Linked DNA regions of Homo sapiens: region 2 is linked to region 1. Evidence: chromatin contacts called from ENCODE Hi-C data. All regions are on one chromosome and are shown on one strand. The core of a region is the stretch at or near the end of the contact, and the rest is flanking DNA. Distances in the headings are between cores, read along the strand shown.

The links. A loop is a pair of places that touch in the nucleus more often than their neighbours do. Pooled maps may share reads with other maps.
Region 2: a loop to region 1 is called in a pooled map, with 7 times the contacts of the local background. The contact joins two enhancer-like sites. A Hi-C loop is called at or near these places in 2 of 168 maps with a recorded cell type or tissue (adrenal gland and heart left ventricle), 6 of 37 single-sample maps with no recorded cell type and 17 of 50 pooled maps.

Annotation. Positions count from the first base shown.
Region 1 is chr1:230,207,266-230,214,170 of GRCh38, reverse strand. All of the region lies in intron 3 of GALNT2 (polypeptide N-acetylgalactosaminyltransferase 2), which reads right to left. Among named protein-coding and RNA genes, the nearest start is that of GALNT2, 140 kb to the right of the region's middle. Within about 2 kb of position 4,284, at least 11 of the 41 ENCODE cell types and tissues checked have a DNase peak (open chromatin) inside an H3K27ac peak, as active enhancers do.
Region 2 is chr1:230,247,781-230,254,685 of GRCh38, reverse strand. GALNT2 (polypeptide N-acetylgalactosaminyltransferase 2) reads right to left here. Exons shown (of 16, transcript NM_004481.5): 9 at 5,415-5,502; 10 at 4,126-4,229. Among named protein-coding and RNA genes, the nearest start is that of PGBD5, 180 kb to the left of the region's middle. RefSeq lists enhancers at 2,021-2,681, 2,682-3,343. Within about 2 kb of position 4,470, at least 3 of the 41 ENCODE cell types and tissues checked have a DNase peak (open chromatin) inside an H3K27ac peak, as active enhancers do.

The sequences.
Region 1 (6,905 bases), core at 3,035-5,534:
ACTGCACTCCAGCCTGGGCAACATGAGCGAGACTCCGTCTCAAAAAAAAAAAAAAGTAAAGTTAAGATGTTTTCAGACAAACAAAAGGATACAATTCATTGCCAACATACTGGGACTAATAGAAATACTAATGAAATACAGAAGGAATATGGTCTTAGGTAGAAAAATAGAAATATAAGAAATGAGGAGCAATGGGAATATAAATATGTGAATAAATCAAAAGGATATTTACTGCATAAAACAATAAAAGATATCCTATAGAGTTTATAAAGAAAGAATTAAGCTAAATGACAACAAGAGCACAAAGGGCTGAAGGTAAGTGGAAGGTAAATTATTAGAAGGTCTGTGCATTGTCTAAGAAGTAATAAAATTATTCATTTACATTAGGCTCTACATGTGGACTTACTAGTCAAGAATTTAGCAAACCAACAGAGAAGAAAAAACGTAGGAGGATGCAAGGGAAAAAGAAACACAAAGCAGGTGGAACTAAGAGAACACAACCAGTGAGATGTTGGTGTTAAACCCCAATAAACTAGTACTTACATTAAATGTAAAAGAACTAAATACACCATATAAAAGATAAAGATTGTCACAGCAGATGAAAGTCCAAAATCCAACTATAGGCTACTTACAGAAGATACACTTTAAATATAAGGACATAAAAAGTTTGAAAGTGAAAGCATGGGAAAATGTATACCATGCAAAAACATGAAACCAAAGAAAGATGGTGCAGCTCTACTGATATTGTAAAACAAGAAGCATTACCACTGACAAGAAGTGCATTTCATAATGATAAAAGGGCCAGTCTACTAAGAAAATAACAGAAACTCACAAACAGGTCTAAAATAGAAAGAACAGAGCTCTGTTGTAAATGGTCTAGAGGTGGTTAGGTTATCCTTACTAGGCTACGTAATTGCCTGTTTCCTTGTCTGCCTCTCCGGGAAGACTACAGTTTCTTGACAACAAAGACGATCCTCATGGTCATCACTGCATTCCCAGGATGATGGCAGAAAGAAAAGACTAAAGAGTAAAGAAAGCAAATCACACAACTCATTTAGCATCATTGTGCTTTTGCCCAAACCATAACCCAGAGTTACAGATGGGGAAACTGAGCCACACATGTGGGCAGCCACTCAGGGGTTAAGCTTTGAGAATACGTTTGCTAATGATCTTTGAAAAGGAGACTTGAAACGGGCCCTTCAGAGATGCCAACATCGACACAAACGAAATCTCTACAGTCAAATCAATACAGTCTACTTATACCAGTCTCAATGCATTCTTTAATTCAGACAGAGAGAAGGCCTGAAATAGACCAAAAAAAAAGAGGAAACATATCAAGGGAAGAAAAAGAACGGTCTGTGGTTGAAACCAGAAGTTGGTTTTATAAAGACACAAAAAATAAAAACAAAACATAAACAAGCACGCTGATGAATAATGACATGGCTTTGGTGTGAACTGTGCATATCAGATGCAAGTTACAACCTGGGATGAGTTGGTGGGGGACCCGTTAAGCAAGGAGCCATTATTGCTGGCCACTTCCCACTCCCCACATCTCGTATATCTCGCTGAGCCTGCCAGCACCCTTCCAACAGCAGGCAGAGATGTCACACTGACAGGCAGAGATGTCACACTGACTGAACACACAAGCAGTCTCACTTCCTGAACGGCATCAGCAATGTTCCAAGGGAACAGAAATAGAGTGCACTCTTCCAATACATTTTCTTCGAGAATCTGAAGCTGGAAAAAGAAAAACAACCCCATTTCTTCTCCATTTCTCAGCATCCCATCAACGTGTGGCCAGCTTCCCTTAGGAGGTTGTTTGGCTGCAAGTTACCAACACCCATCTCTTCCATTTTTTAGGTGCATTCAGGCCTCATGCCAAGACTCATGCCTAAAAGCCGGGAGTATGAAAGACCCTCTGAAGAGCGGACAGTAAGGGAGCCACAACTGTTAGACAGAACCCTGAGCCCAGGATACAGAGTGCTCCAATTCCTCCACCAGTGAGCCCTGTTAGAACTCAGGCAAGTGGCTCACCTTTCTCGTCTGCCTCATAGACAAGTGATAAAACTTCATGGCTTAGTAACTGTAAAATCCCTGGGGACTAAGGCTCTCTAGATACAAGGTGGTGCCTTATGAGGCCCCGGGATATCCTAGCTGCCTGCCTCTCCCCAAACATGTTCCAACCGACAATGTGAAAAATGAGAAAAACAACCTCTGCTCTGCAAACTGAGCTCACATCCTGCCGAACCTGACTCCTGTGTGCAACTCTTCTACTTTCTGGAAGTGGGGTCTGAGTTCCGAGCCTTCTGGGAACTGGTATACGACATCATCAGAAGTATAGCATCCCTACCCACTTTACAGGAGTGTGATGCAGAGTAAATAAAATTTTTTATTTTTAGAGATAGAGTCTCACTCTGTTGCCCAGGCTAGAGTGCAATAGCATGATCATAGCTCACTGCAACCACAAACTTCTGGGCTCGAGTGACCCTCCCCTTTCAGCCTCCCAAGCGGCTGGGAGTACAGGTGCACACCACCACACTAGAGTAATTGTTTTTTAAGATGGGGTCTCACTATATTGCCCAGGTTGGTCTCAAGCTATCCTCCTGCTTCAGCCTCTCAAAGAGCTGAAATTACAGGTGTGAGCCACTGTGCCCAGCCTTAAATAAAATTAATGCACACAAAAGGCTGAGCATGGGCCTTGATACCAAAAAATGTTCAATGAACTGCTTTGTTACTGTGATTATTGAACAAGCTTTTAAACATTCACTGTTACACCACACCCAAACTCCACCTGCCCCACGGCCACAAATGCCAACAAAGCCAGAACAGCTAAGCCTAGAGAAGCGCCTGTCCCCACCTGTGACACCCCGTGTGGCCTCCCATCTCCTCCACCAGGACCCTGTGGTGCGGCATACAGAGTTGGAGTTGGGCAGCAAATTGATGCGGGAGGAGTGGGTGCTCGGGCCAGCTCTACCATGGAGCAGCGGTTCCGTCACAAGAATCTCAGGAGGCCAGCGGCGCATGTTTATGAGACGCCGCGAGCTGCCGAGAAGTACAACATAAGGACAAAGCTCCAGCCCTGCCTGGGTCTCCAATCACACTCCCACTGGGGAGCTGTGTGGATTTCCCTAGATCTTCTGCCCCCCTAAAAAGAAAACTCTGAGTCCCCTAATAGTTGCCTTAGCCAAAGCCTCCCTCCAAGCTGGCTGACTTAATGCTGAAAACCTTCACTTGGCTTCAGCAATGTTTGTTCTTCCAGAATAAGAATGGGAAGTTTGGATTTTATCTTTCCCCACAATCCTTAATCCTGATTAGCCACTCTTAAAACAACTGATATCAATACTGACATTCCAGTGAGAGTAAACAGCACAACCCAGGCCTTCAATGTCTGCCCTCTTTAAATGCCCCTAAAAAATAAATAAAAGAATACACCCTTAAGAGCTTTGACCTATGTTTTGGCTGTGTTAAAGGCAGACATTTCAAAAGTGGTCAAAATAGAGTTCTTTAGTAATTCTTCTAAACAAAGGGTGAGCCACTATAATCTGTAACTAGAGTAAAAACAACATATTCTTGACTTAAAGATAAACCGATTAGATGTACAACTTGGACACACTCCTCTCAAAGAAGGTTCCTTTGTAGGGAAATGGTTCAGGCAGTGGTATTTCAGCGTGAGACACAAAAATGTTTCAAAACCCCACATTTTAAATGTAGTGGTGGCAAGGCAGAGAAAAGCTTTCTAATAACTAAACGTTTGAAACCCAAAGGAAACCTGTTTCTTTAACAAGCAGTTCTTGTTTTTAAAGGATTTAATGAAACAAGTCAAAAGGAACGGTGTCTAGTTGACAGGGGAAAGAAGAAAACAAAGAAAATGGTTTCCCCCCTAAAGGTTGATTTCATTTTACATCTGTAAATAATTTCAATGTAAACTGTCCCAAGTTTTCCCTAGTAGAGAGAAAGAGATTTCATAAACTTCCTGGGTTCCTCTACTTTATTTTCTTATCAGATGCATTTCCAGGCAAAAACAATCAAAACCCTCCTGGAAAGGAGTTTGGATCCCGGAAACGCTCCAGCCTGACGACACTCACTTCCTAAGCGCAGCACACTCTAAAGAAGGCATCAAGGGGATGTTACCCCAGGAACCTCTGAACCAGACAACACTGGGGAGAGGCTTCAGAAGAGCTTAAGAGAAAATGAAGGCAAGTGTTACCCAAGTCATTTCAGGATCTGGCTGGCCGGTCCTCCCACTGGCCTGCCGGTCATGCTGTATCGTTTCCACTCTGTATTAGTCAGCCTGGGCTGACAATACCACAGACGGGACCTTAAACAATAGACTTTTTTTTTTTTTTTGAGACAAGGTCTTGCTCTGCCACCCAGGCTGAAGTGCAGTGCAGGCTCAGCCTCCTAGGCTCAAGCCATCCTCCCACTTCAGCCTCCCTTGTAGCTGGGACCACAAGTGTGAGCCACTATGCCCAGCTAATTTTTGTATTTTCTTGTAGAGATGGGGTTTCGCTATGTTGCCCAGGCTGGTCTCAAACTCCTGGACTCAAGCGATTCACCCGCCTTGGCCTCCCAAAGTGCTGGGATTACAGGCATGAGCCACTGCACCTGGCCCAACAATAGATTTGTATTTCTCACAGCTCTGGAGGCTGGAAGCTCAGCTCAAGGTACCAGCAGATCTGGTTCCTGGTGAGGCCTCTTCCTGGCTTGCAGGTGGCCCTGTTCTGCTGTGTGCTCACATGGTAGGGAAAAAAATCTCTCTTTCCATCTTCCTCCTCCTATAAGGACACCTGTCCTGTAGGACAGGTGGATCAGGGCGCCACCCTTTAGGACCTCCTCTAACCTTAATCACCTCCACAAAGGACCTGTCTCCAAATACAGTCACTCTGGGGTTTGGGACTTCAACGTAAGAAACTTGAGGGGGCACAATTCAGTCCACAACACACTCATACTTCCATGCGGCTGCTAGTCAGAGGGACAGAGACTTCCTGTGGGGCCTGTATGGGCTACAAGGCTCAGGAGGTGATGGCTTTCAACCTGCTTTTGAGGGCTGGCTGATGGAGAAGGCAGGTATGACTCAGAGCAATAACAGAAAAAACAAAAAAACAACTTCAACATGCTTTTTTTTTTTTAACTAATGGGGGGAAATAAGTAAATGAGGGCTTGACAGGAAGCCCTGTGGCCATTTGGGTAGGACAGTCTCTTCAATGTGCCAGACCAACCTGGGCTATACGAAATATGTGGCTTCATTGGGCCCTGGTGGTAAATGCCAGGAGCACCCCACGGGTATTCTAACAACCCCCGATCCTCCACCCCCACATTTCCATCTTCGCTCTGGGTGGGTGGCACAGCTCAAGGCTGAGAACCACTGAATTAGACACTCCCCTGAGGCTCCTTTTAGCTTCACAGTCGCATAGCTTCATAAAATTATATCTCCTGATCACGGGAACACAGCCTAAAATAGTACGCAATCTACAGTGTTAGACTGTCCTCAAGTGTCAGCCGTTGGCTCCAGATTCACAGCTAAAGATCTCAATGTTGGAATCGTCCAGGGCTCAGGCCTTGGGCCTCTTCTGTCTGCATCCATTCCCTTGGGCTTAACACCCAGCCTCACGGTTTTAAATACCATCCATACGCTGAACATTTCCAAATTTACATTCCCGCTAAGACCTTCCTCCTGAACACCAGACACATATCCCACCACCTACAAAACAGGTCCACCTACACTGAGCAGCATTAACATGTCCACATTTCCCTACACCTGCTCCACTCACAGCCTCCCTATATCTCAGCTGAGGAGACTGCAGGTCTTCCCTTGTGCCAGCCACAATCCTTGGCACCCTCTTCCAAGCCATACCCCCCTCCAGTCCATTAGCACATCCTGTTGGCCCCACCTTCAGAATATAGCCCACCAGACCACTTCTCACCACCACCAATGCTACTTTCCATTACCTTCTGCCTGGACAGTAAGAACAGCTTCCCAACGCAGAGAGAGAGAGAAAAAACAAACACTTACTACAAAAAAGAAACTTCAGAATTCCCATTGGTTTAATTTGCTTTTAAGTCTTGATAATTTATTTGAAATTTCCAAGCAAGAAGATTATTTTTTTAAATTGAGAAACCATGCAGAGATCACTGTTAGAGGTGAGGGATATCCCAATTACCCTGACTTGATCATTACACATTGTAGACAGGTATCAAAATCTCACATGTACCGCCAAGATAGATAACAACTATGATATATCAATTTAAAAATAAAAAGAAAAGAAATGGTGCTTTCAAAACTAGGATGGGGCTGAATGCCGTGGCTCACACTTACTATCTCAGCATTTTGGGAGGCCAAGGCGGGAGAATTGCTTGAGGCCAGGAGTTTGAGACCAGCCTGGGCAACACAGTAAGACCCCATCTCTACAAAAACTTAGCCTAGCGTCATGATGCGCACCCACGGTCCCAGCTACTCAGGAGGCTGGGGCAGGAGAATCACTTGAGCCCAAGAGGGAAAGGCTACAGTGAGCCAAAATTGTACCACTGCAGCCTGGGTGACAGAGTGAGACCTTGCAGAAAGAAAAGAAAAAAAAAATAAGATGGGCTATCATCTTTCTAATATCTAAGAGGACCTAATATATCTTATACATAGTATTTAGTATTTCACTCACAGCTGGCTTTTGTGTGCTTCCTGATTCCATGTAAATATTTCTTCTTGGTACAATATATACATCTAGAAAGGTAAATAAAGCATAGCCCAGAGTTTTTTGTTTGTCTGTTTGTTTGGGAGGCTCTGAAGCCTTATTCCTTGTATCTATCCTTCAGGGTAATAAGGGGTGGATTATAATCGCAGTTTTCCAGTCCTGGGAGAACACAAACACAATGAGGTTATTTGTGTGTGGCCCATCTTGAGTTCACAGGAC
Region 2 (6,905 bases), core at 3,221-5,720, 40 kb before region 1:
AAACTTATTTTTAACAGACTGAACCCCAGGATGCATCTTGGCTTTTCTCATCCAGGGAAAAATAATCCCTTCCCTCAAATGGAAAAGTTTATTAAATACAAGTCCCTGTGTATTAGCAGGCTCAAGTCTCCAGGCAGAGTTTGGACTTACGGACTATGGACTTAGGGACTGCCTTATGGACTATGGTAGTGACCAAGGACAGTCAAGTAACTGATTGATATCTGCACGCTGCTCACAGGCTTGGACCAGTCAGTAACCAGCTGGCCCAGGTAGGAATGCTCCCTGGGGAAGGCTGCTGTTGACTTGCTTCAACACAGAACTGACCGGCAGGAGGAATGAGATGTGTAGGTCTAGGCACTACCCACACCTACTTAAACACACAGACTGCCCTGAGCATTGGAACTCAGTCGAAGCTTAGACTGACTGGTGTGCCTTTTGTGACACACAGGTACCTTCCAACCAGGTACCTGCCCTTATCACCACTGACTAGGTGAGTGACTGGAGTCTGAGTCAGGGGTCCGACTGAATGCAAGAAACAGATTCAACAAAAAAACTAAGAATTTTCTGAAAGGCAAAAAACAGTTTTTCTTTACCAGGTTTGTATAATACAAAAGGGAATTTTCCTCTGTATTATCTAAGATCCCTAAGAACATGTTAGGGAGGCAGGACAAAAATCAACAGTTACTGTGAATGACAGGACTTCATTTTTTTTTTCTGGCTGGATAGTATTCCCAGGAAATTAAGTGAAGTAAGAACAGAAAGTTGAATACCATGTTTTCACCCATACATGGAAGCTAAAAAACACTGATCTCATAGAAGTAAAAAGTATAACGGAGGATAGTAAAGGCTGGGAAGGAAGGAGTAGGGATTTTTTCAAGGATACAAAATTATAGCTAGAGAAGAGGGATCTTGCTTGTGTTCTACAGCCCGGTAGGGTGACTCTAGGGACCCATAATATATACAGAGTTTCAAATAACCAGGAGGAGGATACTGAATGTTCCCAACACAAAAACATGCTACATGTTTGAGATGATGGATATGCTAATTTCCTTGATCTGATCACCATACATTATATGTATTAAAAACATCACTATGTATCCCATGAATATGCACAATTATTATCTGTCAATTAACAAATTAAAAGAAGTAAAAATATACACATATAGTATCTACAGAGTGTGCAGTCACTGTCACCAATGCAGATTGATCAGAAATAGGGTGGGTCCATCACAGACCATACAGTGAGTTGATGGCAAATCCTGCAGGCAGTCAACCTAGTTATGGCAACAGGTGCCCAGAATGCCAGGCACATGGCAGGAAATACAACACAGGGGTCAGAACACCATGAGTTTCTACTTGGGTCCAGCAAACTAATGCCTCACTCACTAGGAATGGGTGATCCATGCAGCTGTTACGGGGCTTTAATAAGCAACTCTCTTGTACTAATAGAAAATGTATGGTTACAATCACATAAGCATAAGCAGTGAAAGTTTCCGACTTTACTTTTTACAGTTCCCAACACAACCTAAGAAGTTGTCGGCTGGGCGCAGTGGCTCATGCCTGTAATCCCAACACTTTGGGAGGCCGAGGCAGGCGGATCACCTGAGGTTGGGAGTTTGAGACCAGCCTGACCAACATGGAGAAACCCTGTCTCTACTAAAAATACAAAAAATTAGCCGGGCACGGTGGCACATGCCTGTAATCCCAGTTACTTGGGAGGCTGAGGCAGGAGAATCACTTGAACCCGGGAGGCGAACGTTGCGGTGAGCCAAGAATGTGCCACTGGACTCCAGCCTGGTGACAGAGCGAGACTCCATCTCAAAAAAAAAAAAAAAAAAAAAAGAAGTTGTCTCTATTTCAGAAAATAAAATTTAAATATCCATTTGCCTCACCACAAGATTTAGAATTAGGGGCTAGGAAATCCCCTTGGCTTCTCTATGGGGAATCTGTTAAGCCAACAAGGGATCCTTCCAGGGCTTTTGTGGGAGATTTTCAAGGCTAAGTATAACTACAGTATCTTCAGCGTTGATTTCATTTGAACCCTATAACTTTGAGGATAATTACTCAGTAAAACTCAATGGCTTTTTAATTAGGCAGTTAGTGTTTACATCTTGGTTCTGAGACCCTGGGCAAGGTGTCATGACCTCTGCAGACCACACTCCGTTAAGAAAGCACAAACAGATGATTCCCTGGAAGTACTTAGCATCATCCTTGCATGACAGGGATGTAGAGAAACACAGATGATGCCCCCAAGGAGCCTTACCCCCATTGTTAGAGTTAAGGGTTAGGTTCTTGGTCCTCCATTTTAATTGCTTAAATGACATAAGGACTTACATGATTAGGAAAATGGGAAGCTCTGGTCATTCCAGCGGGGCACACGTTGAGGAGGTGGTTTTGGATCTTACTCGGGCCTCTCTGCACCATACACCTCTCCCAATGCACACCCACAGAGGCCCCTCAGGTTGGCAATGGCTAGTAGTGTGCACGGCCCCCAGAAGCAGAAGCTAGAGCAGTGCTAAGGAGAAAGGCTCACGGCATGGCCTTCTCACGTGAAGCTCTTGAGCCCTCCAAACCTCACTGGGAGTCCAAGTCCTTGGCATAACCCAGGAGAGCCCCTCACGGAGGGACAGATGCCCCAGCCTTCCTGGGCAGAGATGTGCTCCTGCTTGCAGGGTTCATCTTCACCCCAACCTGAACCGCTCAGACCCTAGAACCTTCTAGCACAGCTACATAATAAATACAAACACCAAACCACAATAAAGCAGCTCCTTACAACAAATCTACCCCCCAGTCTCTGGGTGAATGCCTCCTTAGATATGTAAATCAACACTCTTCCTACACGATGACACAAAATGCTGGCTGATGTCTCATTTCAGCTAATAGTATGCAAACTTCTGAAAACCACACTGTTTTTGAGAAATGGCCACCTACACGATACGCTGCCCTACTGGGCGACCCTGGCCTGCTGGATTTCCACTAAACCATTAGGGGATACCCATGGAACAGGGTGACAGAACTCTCTTTAGAGGGTTAACAATTCTGAAGCCTTTTGTACTCAAGTGACTTCAATCCAAGCTTTCCCTAGAGGTTAATGTATCATTTTTTTAAAACAACCCAAAAGGAGTTTGACTCACGGTCTCTCCACCCGTGCAGTATAGTAATCGAGCCTAAAGAAGCTTTCAACATCAAACCAAGGCAGAGAAATCCTCAAAGATGAGATGGTATCACTGACTTCAACATCATAAAACAATGGAAAAATAATAGGCTAGGCTAGTCTTTTCTTTTAAAGTAACAAAAACTTTCAAAGTCTCAAAACTATTAAAAATGAGTGGCCTCATTTTCCCCTTTCCTTCTCCCCTGTCCTCCAGGGTACACTCACCCAAGGACGAATGTAAGTTAACAACACTCAGCAGCCCAGGAGAATTCGCTCAGAATGTCAAGCATTTGAAACAAAAGGCTTTAATTGAAACAAGCAAAAAAGATCTCCCCCACTCCAAACCCTAAACAAACAAAACACATCTTTTCATCTTTTATGCAGTAAATATAAGGCTACCAATATAGACCACAATGTGCAAAATTTTGCTGTGCCTAAACCTGGGTAAAAATAATTTGCATGGGGTATTTAAAAACAAAAAAACAAACAAACAGAAAAACAAATGAGAACCATTCGCAAAGGTAGTCGAGAAGGGATTAAGTGCCAAGGCCTCCCTGCCCCATCGGATTTTCATGATTTCAATTCAATCAATCCCACCAGCCTCGCCGGGGTTCATTTTCCACTCTCCACCACTCAGCATGAATCTGAGCTCCTGGACTGTTTCCCTCTGTTTTTGCAAGCCTGCAACATTCCAAACACTTGGGTTCAGACGCCTTGAAAGAGTTTGCATTTCCCTTCAAAGACTTTATCCGTATTCTGGCATCCTCCACTCTAACCTAGGGAGGCACATTTTAATGCCCAACTCATGAGACTTTCAAGAGCAAAAGGGGTGTTACATATGTGTTTGCAAGGATCGATTAAGCCCAGTGAATGGTCACTCTGAAGCCTTTTAAATTTTTTTTCCAATTGGCACCCTGCCTTTTGCAGAGCTGAGGCACTTCTCTGTCCTGAGATTTGAGGCTTGTACATACCTAGGTTCTCTCCTCCCCACACATCCATCATCATGTCGTACTTCCCCAGTTCTTCAAAATAGAACTTATCCATCACAAACAGCCCACCAGCAATCATGGGGGTTCTAAAGAGGCAGAAAGAAGAGGGGGGAGGGAGGAGAGGGCAAAGTCAAGGTTAGATTGCCAGCACCCTTGCGCCAAGGCCAAGCCTTGATTCCCTAACAATAAGCTGATCTTCAGAACAGCCACACTGCCACTGTTTTCTGCTCAGTGCCCAGCATGCCACTCTCTCTGCTTCACCACTGCTGCCTTCAAATGCCTCCCCCACTGTCCCTGCCTGGATGTTCCCACAGTGCCAGGGGCTGGACTGAGCCTCCCCTATGTGGGAGCGACTGCTGGGGCTGGATCACTACTCACTGACATGCTGCCATAGGCAAAGAACTCGGCCTTTCTGTGTGTCAGTTTCCTTATAGGGTAGCTACGAGGATTGCAAAAAATCATGGGCATAAAGCCCTGAGCACGCTTAGGAAATGCTCCACAGCACCAGCTCTCATTATCACTATCATAGATGAGACTCCACCTCCTACAAGGGAACCCACCATGCTCCTCACTTCATCATCCCAGGAAGGGGTTGACAACAGATGTACACTGAGCTCCCTACTTTGTTCCCAGAAGCGATGCTGTGCGAATTCAGTGTAAAGTGCTGGGAAGGTCTATGGCACACTGCAGATGTTGGCTAAATGTCAGCAAATATATTTCAGCGCTAAGTACTCTGTGAATGCTATCTCACTTAACCGTGTGCCAACTTGGAAGAGGTGGCCCCCTTCTCTCCCCAGCTAGAGAAGGCATCCTGACTCTCAACCAGAAAGCCCACCGCCCGGCCTGGGAATCTTAAAAGCATGGGCTTCATGAGCATGGGCTCCTTCCTCTGCAGGAGAGCAAAGGCCTGCTGGGCAGTAGCAGCAGTAAGCCTCCTGCTGCCCACCAAGCCCCTTTTCCTGGGCCTGGGGTCAGCTCGGAGATCCTGCTCTGCTACAGAAACGCTCTACATTATCAACATACAGGAATGCACAGACCTAGCAGATAGGCCTTATAAACCTATGTGAGACTTCAACTGTGGAAAAGAAATCTCCAAGGATTTTATTCTATGACCTGGTGGAAGGTGCTCATCTTTGAGCTGAGACGAGGGGAAACCGGAGGGCAGAAGGTGAACAGCCCCCACTGGGTCTCCAGGCGGTGCGGGCCCAGCAAAGAAGCTGGAACCTGGGGTCTCATCTGGGAGGGGCACCCTGAAGGATGCTGGCACTTACTTTATAGGGGCGACTGGGTTCCCCTGCCGGGACCTTCTCTGCTCAGGCGTCATGTAATCCCACTTGAATACCAAGTTCCAATCAAAACCTGCCAGCCAGGAAAAGAAACAGGGTGTTGACAAGAGACTGGCCACTTCCTCCCGACACCCCCATTCCTCACAGCTTAAAAATATTCGATGTTTGGACAGAACTCAATGAAAACCAAAACAAAGCCAAAAAAGAAGGTGTGGAGGAGAGAGAAGGGGACTGGGGGCGTGGGTGTAGCTGAAGAGAGAGACCGGCAGTGAGGGTGAATGTTGAAATCTTCTCCCTGCCCCTCCCTAAAGAAAATGTGAGTCAGGCTTTTCTAATATTGAAATGCATAGGAAAAAATGAAATATGGGGAGAGAACTGGGGTCTGTGTGGTGATAACCAGGGCATGTCCAAGGGCTGTAAGGATGTGAGGAAAAAGAGCATCCAACATGAAAATCAAGCCGTGGTACCTCCAACACTGCCCCAGGGGAAGGCAATGCTGGGGAGGGAACGAGGCTTTGTCAGTTCCCTGGGCCAGCAAACTTCAGACTGTATTTGCAGCAAGAATGGAGTGGGAACATGCTGGGAATATGAAAACTTTAAGGGAAAATGAGCCAGCGGAAGTTGCCAAGCTGGGCAAATAAGCTTCAATTTCAGATATATTTGGCACCTGTTGCATTTCATTTTTGGAATCCACAGACCCCTGAGGATAGAAGAGCCTAGACCCTGTACCCGGACTTGGTTGTGGGCATCTGCAGGGCCTCAGGTCTCGCTCTTGCTCCCAGGGTCACACACATAGTGCCTCTTGGAGGCCAGCAGGCTCCACCTGCGGAAGCTGTCCTGGTGCATCAGGAGGCCACTTCTTGGCAAACACATGGCTCATGGTGCTGCATTTCCAATTCCAAGGGTCTGACAGCAAAACCTAATGACTCTAGGGCATGCATCTTTCAATCCTCTTAAGCTCTCTGCCATCAGGCTTTTTGTCAACAGGGCTTTTGCAATGCCTAAGTTTGGATTTGTCTGCATGCTTTGAATTCATAGTCTGTCCGCCCTGACAGCCCCAGTGACTGAAGGATGGCGGGTGAGGGTTTCTGAGTGTCCTGGGCTGGCCAAGAATTTATGGCTCTGGACAAAGAGGCCTCCCAGCTCCCTCACTGCAGGATAGAGTGGCCTCAGGCAAAGAGAGAGGGAAATGGACAGGGGCCCAGGCAGTGGGGACAGAAATGCACAGAGAGGAGACCCCTGCGGGCCCCTGAGCTGGCTCTTATCATGGTGCCTCAAAGGCCACGAAGGAAAACCAGAAAAACAATGTCCTGGCTGTTTCACTAACAGAGAAGGTTAAGGATTAGCTGACATAACCTTTCCTTTGTTTTTTTGATGTTTACTATTATCTTATTATTTATTTTATTAATTTGGTCCAAAGAGAGAGGCTATAGCAGATTAAAGATCTGTTAAGAATGGCATCCTTGATTTTTTTTC